Linked DNA regions of Homo sapiens: all the other regions are linked to region 3. Evidence: chromatin contacts called from ENCODE Hi-C or POLR2A ChIA-PET data. All regions are on one chromosome and are shown on one strand. The core of a region is the stretch at or near the end of the contact, and the rest is flanking DNA. Distances in the headings are between cores, read along the strand shown.

Region 1 (3,419 bases), core at 382-2,881, 9.2 Mb after region 3:
GGACACACGGTAATCTATAGACTATATCATGCAATATTCTTCTCTGTATAAGTGACTTGTTTCCTGTATCAATGACGTTTTCAACTTTGCTGATGAGTTAATGGGACACACATGTAAAAAATGGATTGCTCTATACAAAACAGAGGTAACTTCTGGAGTTCCTTCAGTTATTACTTGTAAATAAGCAGAATTGAACCTCAACCCCATCTGAGGACTAATTAGGAATTACAAAGGTGATTGCTCATAAATGAACTATCGTCATGCTGCTGCGCACTGATTTTTAATAAGAACTGGTTATGGCTTCATATAGAATTACACCTAAAATGTTAATCAGAAAAGCACTGCATTTCCTCCAGTTTCTGTTCGCTAACTTTTAAAGCTGATTATTATTTTTACTATTTTCCTTGCTATGTTAGCCCTTTAATTTTGTTTCAGACTCATGTTCATTAAGCCAGAGCAAGCCTGCTTTATACAAGGAGACCCTGGGCCTTGGAAGAAATAAAAATGCCCAGTGATGACAGTCCAGATAAAGCTGTGTTCATTTTTTACGTTTAGAAGACCATACTTTAAATCATGACTATCACTGAAACAGATAGATTCATTTATTGTTGAGTCCTGCTTTACCCTGAGATGTTCCATGAACACTGAGAATACATTTTCTTTGTTCTAATTCCAGCCTCTGAATCAGAGCCAACTAGAGTGGGCTCTTCATAAATATGCATTGACTGCCTGAGTATTAATGTAGGGCAGGGCTCTGATTAGCAAGTGCTACCTGCAGGAAGCAGAAGAAATACCACAAATGGAGATAGGACGCTATTAGCAGATTTTATTTCATTTTTTCCTGAGGCTTGGAAATAATCACTTCTCTCTCAGGTCAAACCTCTCCAGCTCTCTCCCTTCAGGATGTGAAAAGATCTCAAATAAAAGGCCTCTATGTGAGGATCTCTTTCGCTGGTTGCTGGAGGAAGAGCATGAAATGAGGGAAGAAGCAAATTGCTTCTGATTTATTGTTTCTGGTTTATTCCTTTCCTGCCAGTTCAGCAGCTCGCCAGAAACAGCACAAAACCTTACATCTTAACTTGAAGGTGAAGTATTTGTTTTGACAACTTTTTAGCATAGATCTCGGTATACAAAATAAAAGGTAATGAGGCTATGATAGTCTGAAGGACATCGGCAAATTAAAATTTAACATATTTATGGATTTTATACAAAGACTCCTCTCCCCTTTGCAGATAAAACGACTGCATCCAACTTTATGCAGATTTAACTAAAAGAAAAAAAAAAAGTCTTTTGTGAACCACCTGGGCCAATACTTAGTTGGCTTAATTGCTATTTCAGTGCCTTGTCAGGCTGCAGAGCCTGAACTAGGGAGATGCACCGGGCCCACTTGCAGGCGGGGCCCAGATGCACCCAAGCCCCATGGACAAGAGCACCATGGGCACCAGGGGCCTCCCGACCTGGCAGCCTGTTGCTAGTGGGCGAGGCAGGAGGACAAGTGCGGCTCAGGCCACGAGTCGGGCTGGGCGTGCAGAGAGGTTAGAATTACACCCAGATGGCGAACAGTCAGTCGTTCCTTTCCTGCTCTGGCTGGGAGCTAAACCTTGTAGTCCCAGACCCTTTCGCCTTCGCCTGCCGGCTCAGACCCAACAGCTCTTTCCGGACGACGGGCGGCTCCACTGCGATCAAAAGCCAGGGGTAGCGGGAGGGGATTCGTGAGAATGCAGCAGCCAGAGCAGTCTTTCCTTTCTGAGCAAGATGTGAGAGAGTCCGAGTGGCCTGGAGGAGGAACCGGGTCAACCAACTCCACAGGGCGGAGCGAAAACGCTGGAGGACTAAGGAGGCTAAGAGTTGATCCCCCCTTTGAGTCGTGATACGGTCCGAAGCGGGGCGGGGCGGGGCGAAGGAGGCTCCCCCTGGCTCTCCCCGCCCCTCACCCGCCTTCCTTGCTGAGCGGCCGCGGGAGGGGGAGCGCGAGCCCCGCAGGCCCCTCCCCCGGCGCCGGCGCCCGAGCTCCGCCCCTCGCCGAGCCGCCCCTCCGCGGCTGCAGCAAGAGCTCGCCCAGCTCTGCGGGCGCCGCCACCTTCGCCGCCACCGCTGCCTTTCTCCTCCTCCTGTCGGCGTGCGGGGGCCGCGCCCGGCGGCAGCTCTGCCCTAGGTGGGCGGCGGCGCGGCCCAGGCTGCAGCTGAGCGCTCTGCGCGGCGCAGCCGGGTCTCCCGCGTGTACCACGCCGTGACAGGTGCAGAGTCCGGGCTGAGGACCCACCTGCAGCCGCCGCCGCGATGCCCACCATGCGGAGGACCGTGTCGGAGATCCGCTCGCGCGCCGAAGGTAAGGGGCCGCCGAGGCTCGGGGCTAGCCCGGGGTCGGGAAGCGAGTGTGTGTGTGAGCGTGTGTGTTTATCCTGGAAGAGACCGCATCCTACCTCTTCCCCGGCGGCAGTCCGACTGTCGCGCCCGGCCCCTAGGGGACCCTTCCCCCCGCGCTGCCCCCAGTGTACTCGCAGACCCTTTCCAGGCTCCAGTACCCTCGAATGGGTGTTCTCCGCGGGAGCCCCGAGGCGTGCTTTGCACCGCAGTGTGACCATTAGGTCCCAGTCACTGAGCTCACTCGCCCTGCCCACCTCCCTCCCCACCAGTTCGATTTCCACTCAGCAGATCCCCAGCCCGCCGCCCCTGCCTCCGGCGCCCACCGTTTTGCAACCCCCTATCTGAGCTCCCAGCGAAGCGAGTTTGCTTTTCCCCGGCTGCAGGATCCTTTGATCCGTAGTCCCTTGGCTCTCGAAGCGCGGGGAGCCTTCATCGGGGTCGGGTGCCGAGTGGGTTCCCTGCATTACAGCTTCTGCAATTCTGCCTCCTGCAGCGGAGTCCCACCGGCTCGCGTCTGAGGTTTCGTTTTTGTGTTTCCCTTTTGCCCGAAACCCTCACTTCGGCCAGCTGAGCTGACTTTTCAGCCAGGTGGAAGCTGTTTTCTTTGCTCCACCTGGGGCCAGCTCTTGAATGGCCATGGTTGTCAACACTGAGCAACAGATGCTCCGGGGTAGAAGCAAGTAAGCTTTCCGAGGGCCCAGACTCTTCATCGTCTCCGAGGAGCCCTCAACATCCTGCCTGCCATGTGGCAGGCACTCTGTAAATATTATTTGATTTTGCTCGCGTCAAAGCCAAGACTGTAAATATCCCAAGGTTTGTTTGTCCTCTCCCATAAACCTGTACTTGAATCCTGCAGAGGGTGGAATAACATGTTTTTCAGAAATCTATCTTGCCATCATCGCTGATTCCCACTCTTCCTCCCCACCTCCATCTTTTAATGTGAGACAGGTGGTGAAGTGGTTTTAGAAAAATATATAAGTTAGGAGAATTGGATTTCAGGGATGGAGACAGGCCATTTTTTCTCCTTAGGGGCTCCCTGTAAAAATAGGGTC
Region 2 (3,562 bases), core at 22-2,521, 7.2 Mb after region 3:
TTTTTTAATAGCCCCATAAAGACAGATAATAAAAGCACAATTATAGCTGAAAGTCTGCCGAAAAAAAACTAATTCTGATGTTTGCCCTGTAGATTTTCTTTCCCTTCAGTTCAAAAGGTATAGAGAATTGCACCATCTTTATACTTCGAATTGCAATATAAATCCATTTTTAAAAACACAGGCATATTAGGGCCAAAGTTGATTAATTTAAGGTTTTGTCTTTCTGCCTACTTATAGCTTGCCTTCAGTCACTTCACTTTTCTGACTAAAATGTATCCATTCACAATTATCAGAGTTGTTGAACCTCCCACCCTCTCCCACCAGAGTCAAAATTACACAGGTTTGCTCTGGCTGAGGTAGAATGAAATAAAACTACAAAGACAGACCGAGAACTTCCTGCATTCTAGGTATTAGTCTAAAAAAGTCCACTTCTCACATCACACAAATCTCACAAATTAGCCACTGGATGTTTGATCAGTTCTGCATTCAACAAATGAAGTAGGAGAGTGACAATGTAGTAACTTGCCCAGGCCACATAGCTACTTAATTTGCAGGAAAATGGACGTTATATTAATATTTACTAGCAACTTGCTTAGTAGGCTTTTTAGAATTAAATAGATGAATAAACGCAAAGCACTTCGACCAGTGGCTCGCGTAAACAAATCAACATTTGACATTGAAAATGAGAAAACCTACAAAGTTAGTGACTTGCCCAAGGTCACACTAGTGAGGAGTGGAGGGTCGGGAACCTGAGCAGTGCTCACACTCTCCGCTCTGCCTCCCTGTACCAAGTTGCAAGCAGGGTTCAGAGCTAGTCCCAGAAAGCCCTATACATGTCCAAGATCGCATGGGGCACTCCAACGTTTGAAAACTTGGCTAAATCAGATTCCAGGGGGCAGTCACCTTGAATTCTGCGGAGCTGTAGAGCCTGTCGGTAGCCCAGGACTCTGGAGCAGCCCCAAGGGTCGGCGCGGACCGGGGCCCCGGGGCCACCAGAAGCGCGGCCCCAGTGGCTCGTGGCGCGAGAGCGCGTGCGCACCCCCAGCCCCGACCCACGAGGGTCCACATGACCCGGGCGGCGGAGGCGTCAGGAGAGGGTACCCACACGCAACAGCAGCATAGCCCGTTTTTTTTCGAAGGTACCCCCCGTAGGATCCGGTGGACAGGACTCAAACAGATCCTGTGAAGCGAAGACAATGAACCCCGGGGAGCTCTGCCCAAGTACCAGATCCGGAAGCAACCCGAAGCGGCGGCGCAGCTTGCCGACGTCTGCACGCCGCACGCTGTCGTGACATCAGCGCGTCTTGGCGCCGGGTAGTGGAGTGGTCACGTGAGTGGAGGCTTTCGATTGACTCCCTAAAACGCAGGGTGTAGACAGAGTACATATTAGCTTATATTGTCTGCTGAGTGCTGTGCCAATTCCTTTGCATTGTCTCTTTCTTACTACTGCCCTGTGGTGTGTGTACTGTCAGTTCCCCCAAACTACCTCTGGAAATCCGGACCGAGTGACTTGCCCAGGAGCTCACAGGTGGGGAGCTGTGGAGCCTGGAGTGCCGCCCAGGCAGTCTGATTCCCGAACCAGGAGCCGAGGTCTTAGTCCAGGGACTTAAAGATGCTATTATTAGCACAACGTTGAGACTTAGCCTTCTACCTAATGGCAAAATAATAATGGCACTTTTAAAATCTGGAGGTCGAAATGTATTCCCCATGTTGTCAGTGACAGAGCTAATCTTGAAGTGCATCTGAAAGGAAACGGGCCATAACATTGATTGCAATACTGAATCCAGGAAGGTTTTGGCAAGAAGTAAAGGTGGGAAAAAGTTCCATGCTGGACCCCCAATGTTTCCATCGTCATCAAGTTACCACTTCATGGAATGAGCTCTGACGAAGTAAGAATGGGGGATAAAACAGGTGATAGGAGGATTGCATCCAGTGTTTGTCTCCCACTATTTCTCTTGCGCTTTTCTGGAATATCCAGAATTTGGTGCGAAGGAGGGAGATGACAGCTGTGTTCAGTTCATCATTGTGACTGAAGACAGAATCATTCGTATTGTTTCCAGAGCCTTTGAAAGTTTCTTCATTTGGAGGATTTCTTAGGATCAAGAATTCTGTACCAGACTCAGTTCTTTCTTGGATTTTTTTTTCCCCCCTGAGATGGTGTCTCGCTCTGTCGCCCAGGCTGGAGTACAGTAGCGCTATCTCGGCTCACTGCAACCTCCGCCTCCTGGGCTCAAGCGATTCTCCTGCCTCAGTCTCCTGAGTAGCTGGGATTACAGGCGCGCGCCAGCAATCATGGCTAATTTTTGTATTTTTAGTAGAGACGGGGTTTCACCATGTTGGTCACGCTGATCTCGAACTCCTGACCTCGTGATCTGCCCACCTCGGCCTCCCAAAGTGTTGCGATTACAGGCGTGAGCCACCGCGCCTGGCCCTTTCTTGGAACTTTTATGAATTAAAACAGTACTTGATAGACGACTAATTCTGTCACACTTGTAAGAGAATGAATTTAACAACTATCTTGAAGTAAACACAATAATTTATATTCAATGTTGCCCAGACTTCCATAATTTGCACAATTACCCTCATTAATTTTCACCATATCCTGTCAAAGATAAAGGCAGACACCAGTTAAAGTGGTGAAGACAGATTTTTATTATAGTGATATACTAATGCAATCGGGAATAAGATCCAGAATGAACTAAACTACAATTTGTCCAGAGGCGACTGTATTTTAAAAGGAGAATGCGGGAGTAGGGAAAGAGAACAACTGGGCTTGATCAAAGTCAGGGAAACGGAAATTTACAAAAAACAATGGCGGAAGAATGGTCCATTTGAAATCCATCTGGGTTGTAAACTGTTGCTTATGGAAATAAGGCTCCTACCCTTCCCGCAGACACTAGGAAATGAGTGCTACTTTCACATGTTGGCTGGAACAAATAAATTATTTTGTCAGTCTTGAGCTTTCTCAGACAGAAATTTAAGGGGGCTTCATCTTAGAGATGCAGCCTTGAGCTGTTATAAACTATATGAGTTTGTTCAAGTCTTTTAATGTGTGGGCAAACCGGTAGGGGAAGGATGTGGATGAAATCATTTGTGCTGAGGGTCTGTAGTTTTTATAGGCAAGTTTGAGGCTTTGCTGATAAGAGGGCTTAGAAGAGTCAGGCTAGAGTTTGGTCAAGAATCTTTGTCAATCCTCATACCGATATTATGTACTTTATATTTTTCTTTAACTTACCTTTATATGTAAATGAATTCTTTTTAAAAGAAAACGTAGATACCATTAATGGAGAAAGCATGATGAGCTGTCATAAGAGTAACAGTAAATATAACTGTAGTGAATAAAAAATGTGATTCAATTGTAGGTTTGGTCTGTCTGGATTACAAAAGGGAGATTAGCAGATATTAGAAAAGAATTTAAAAATATTAGCCTCAAACTGAGATTTTTCTCTTTGACCTAGCAAGAAGCATTTAAATAGGGTTGAAAGAAAAACTTTATCTGAATAACACAGTATCCTTGATACCATGTCTGTATCTATCTTGGTGCCTCCACAGGAATTTGTCC
Region 3 (3,425 bases), core at 894-3,393:
CCAAGAAATACCAACACATAGTTTATATTATCGTTACAAGGGTTACGTGTACCTCCACTGTGTTCTCATATTTATGCAAGGGAATGCTGGAACCCAGTGCTTACACACACTGGATGCCAAAATTAAATACACCATTCTAAAGGCTGCTTTACATTGTGTTGCTTCTTAAATGTTTTCCCACAACCCGTGCGCATGATGGTACAAGACCAAGCATTTATTCCACAAGTAAGGCCACAAAATGCAGGGGGAAATTCACTTGGGGACCAAGAACCTAAGCGTGAAGAGGGCTGCGCCTGGCGTGGGCTCTCCCTCTCCCAAGGGAGAAGGGCTGGGGAGTCGCTCCGTCCCTGGGAACTCAACCGCCTCCCGAGAGCGCGCAGGAGCTGGCCGGGGAATAAAGCACGAGTTGGCCGAGCAGGAAGGCTCCAAGGGCGCGCTGCATGCCGGGACCCGTTTCCACAGTTACCCACGTGCACCCAACCCAACCGCGGCCGGGCGCGGCCGCGACTACAAGTCCCAGAATTCGGCGGGACCGCCTTTCCCCTTCATACCCGTTGACTGGAGACAAACCCTAAAGGAAACCCCTCAAGCGCCCTCCCAGCACGCCTGGGAGAAGTCGCGCCCCCCGGGCGTGGGGCGCGGCCTAGGGCCCGGCCATCCCTCTAAGGAAGCGGGTTCCATGGCACCAACCCCCACACCTGATAGCCAGAAATTAGACAACTGCGTCACAGACTATCAAACCCACGGACTGCCAGGGACCCCGACACCTCCCCGGCGCCAAGCCCCCGACCCGGCCATCAGGGCCCGACCCCTCCGGCTCCCGCTGCTGAAACCCCGCAGCCCGCACCCCTGCCCCGCCTCCTAGTCCCGCTGCCGGAGCCCGCGCCAGCGCTGACCTCGCTTCCCGCCGTCCGGGGGGAACCACGGCCAGTTCCAACCTTAGGGCACTTACCCCGTCTCCTCCACCTCAGCCCCGCCCCCTCCTCTCTCCGCACCCCGAAGCTTGGACTCCCCCCTTCAAGGGACCCTGCCTCGACAGGGAGAGGAAGTACCTCCCCTAAGCACAGTCTGACACCCCCTTAGCCCGGCTCCGGACCGAATCTGGACGTGACAGTCCTCCTGCCCAACTCCGCCCCACCTCCCCTTCCTCCCCGACTAGCTCCTCACCCCCATTTCATATTCTCCACCCCTGCCCCCACTCTGCCACCCCAAATCCTACCCACCTTTTTCTCCTCTTCCTCCCAATCGCCCTACCCTTCCACACCTGCCCCATCTCTTTACCCCAACATCTTCCACTCCCACCACTCTCCGTTACCCACCGCCCTTCCAACGCCCCTCCCGCCCCGCAGGACTCCCCAACTACCATTACACCCCAGTCCCTCCCACCACCTCGCTTTCCCGTTACATCAGCCCTCGTCCAGTCGCCCGCCCTCCTGCCCCGCTCGGCCGCTGCCCCCATTCCCCCACCCCATTGTTCGCCGCCCCCCCCCCACCCCCCCGCCAACCAGCCCTTCTTCCCATTGTCCCCGCCCCCGCGCCCCCCTCGCACTCACCCGCCTTTCTCACGGAGCCGCCCGCACCACTCAGCCCTTTGGAAATCCTCACCCTTGTGCCCCGCTCGCTCGCTCGCTCCCTCCCTCTCCCCGCCGGTGCCACCCCCCCACATCCCCGGCCCTGCCCGCTACAGCCCAACGCTGCCTCCACCTCCATGCACCCCGGACACTCCGATCTCGGCCCTTCATCGCACGTCCAGCCCTCCCTTCCCCCAACACTGAAAGAGAGCCAGTCCCCACCCCCCTCACCTCCGCCCTCCCCGCAGGCCGGTCCCTTCCCCCCACGCCCGCCCCCGCCCCACGCCGCCCGCAGCGTCACCGCCCGCCCCGGCCCCGGGAGGGGAAGGGGTGGTTCCCAGGCAGGGGCTCCCGGCGCGTTTCGGGACCCGAGGCGTGGGGCGGGGACTGCGGGAGCCGAGTGGCGAGTTTGGCAGCCGCCCGGCCCCGGCCCGCTGGCTGGCTCTCTGCTACTCACTGACAGCGGCGGCATCCGAGTGCATTTTCAGGCAGCTCACACCCGGCTCGCCGCCCAGGCTCCCGCGCTCGCCTCGCGGTCCCCCCACCAGCTCACTGCACCTCGGCTCGAAGCTGAGGACCCGCCGCCGGGCACTCCCAGCCCGCCCATCTCGCCTTCTCCATTGGCTAAACCGCGGCTCAGGGGCCGCCCTGCTGCGTCTCTCATTTGACAAAAGGAGTGCCCATAGCGCCGGTCTGGAGCTGGCAACGAGGCCCCGCCCCCCACTGGCCAATACGATTGGTCCTGGGGCCTTGTCTCCGTAACGCCCCTGGCGGAGGCCATGCTCCGGAGCAGCGGGTTGGGCCCGGCTGCTGTCAGTCACCCCCAGGGGTCCGAGAGCGCGTGTAGGGGCGAAGCTGGGAAATTGGTCCACCTTGACCCTGAAACCCCGCCCAGTGGCGGGCGGGATTGGTGGAGCTGGAGACCCACCAAGAAAGATGGGTCGGCGTCTGAAACAAAGCACGCGAAGTGTTTCCCAAAGAATAGAGCAGCGCAGCGCAGTTGGGGGCGGCTCGTACCAGCTGCTGGAAGTAGGGAAATGCGTCCGTCCCTAGCGCCCGGCGCGACGCGGCCGGGTCTCCCGCCACTTGTCCCACGACACTTGTCCAGTTCGCGCCGAACTCGGACTGGGACTTCTCTTGTCAGCTGCTTCCTACCGCAGGAAACTGGATTAAGAATTGCCGCGTCTTAATTTCCAGCAAACCTTCTGGTGGGGAGCAAATTTCCATTTCTCCTACGAAGATCCATCCTCTCCCCACTTTCGAAATGTACTTCTTTTCCAGAGTCCGCATACTTGTTTCGCAGAGTTCGCACACTTCTTTCCTCTAGTCACTAATGTCTGTTAAAGAGGCTTCGAATGCCACGAGCATTGTCCGTCACACACATCTGTATGCCCCAGACATCAGACAGAAATACAGGGCCGCGCTCTGAGCTGCGGACTGAGCCTAACACATGGACGAGTCCAGGGGGCAGACCACCAGCCCGTGAAAGACCCCCGGCGGCATCTAAGAAAACCTGTCACTCCCGCGGAGAGGCCGTCCAGAAATTGAAACTGGCTGTTATTTGGCAGAGGGAGACGTTAATTTTGGTGAATTCTTCTGACCCTAAGTCAAGAATTCGCACCATTTCCATGAGTCCTGCCCTGATTTTTCAATACTTGAAGCTAACTTATCACACCGCATTATGGTAACAGAACAATATTTCGAGATATTAACGGAGGATTCCCCCCACCCCAACCCACCCCCACCCTACCCTGCCTCCACCCTCATCCCAGCCACCAACTCCAACAACAACACACCTACAAGGCATCCCCATATCCTAAGGCCCTGGGCCATCTGGGAGCCTCAAAGAGTAGG

What was found. Hi-C counts contacts between places; a loop is a spot of excess contacts on that map. ChIA-PET counts read pairs that join two places held with the same protein, here RNA polymerase II (POLR2A). Pooled maps may share reads with other maps.
Region 1: a loop to region 3 is called in a pooled map, with 15 times the contacts of the local background. The contact joins the promoter of ATP8A1-DT here to the promoter of DCUN1D4 in region 3. A Hi-C loop is called at or near these places in 3 of 50 pooled maps.
Region 2: a loop to region 3 is called in a map of CD4-positive, alpha-beta T cell, with 14 times the contacts of the local background. The contact joins the promoter of GUF1 here to the promoter of DCUN1D4 in region 3. A Hi-C loop is called at or near these places in 3 of 168 maps with a recorded cell type or tissue (CD4-positive, alpha-beta T cell, CD8-positive, alpha-beta T cell and naive thymus-derived CD4-positive, alpha-beta T cell), 1 of 37 single-sample maps with no recorded cell type and 9 of 50 pooled maps. POLR2A ChIA-PET finds 5 or more read pairs at or near these places in 1 of 52 experiments (CD4-positive, alpha-beta T cell).

The regions. Positions count from the first base shown.
Region 1 is chr4:42,655,735-42,659,153 of GRCh38, reverse strand. It overlaps ATP8A1-DT (ATP8A1 divergent transcript), which reads right to left and starts at 1,631. Exons shown (of 1, transcript NR_186688.1): 1 at 807-1,631. ATP8A1 (ATPase phospholipid transporting 8A1) reads left to right here and starts at 2,049. Exons shown (of 37, transcript NM_006095.2): 1 at 2,049-2,329. The coding sequence starts at 2,281. RefSeq lists enhancers at 1,613-1,822, 2,813-2,862 and a silencer at 1,853-2,322.
Region 2 is chr4:44,676,129-44,679,690 of GRCh38, reverse strand. GUF1 (GTP binding elongation factor GUF1) reads right to left here and starts at 1,271. Exons shown (of 17, transcript NM_021927.3): 1 at 904-1,271. The coding sequence starts at 1,068. RefSeq lists a silencer at 933-1,092 and an enhancer at 1,164-2,052.
Region 3 is chr4:51,841,871-51,845,295 of GRCh38, reverse strand. DCUN1D4 (defective in cullin neddylation 1 domain containing 4) reads right to left here and starts at 2,143. Exons shown (of 11, transcript NM_001040402.3): 1 at 2,029-2,143. The coding sequence starts at 2,053. RefSeq lists silencers at 916-1,035, 1,586-1,665, 1,766-2,115, 2,206-2,255, 2,266-2,415.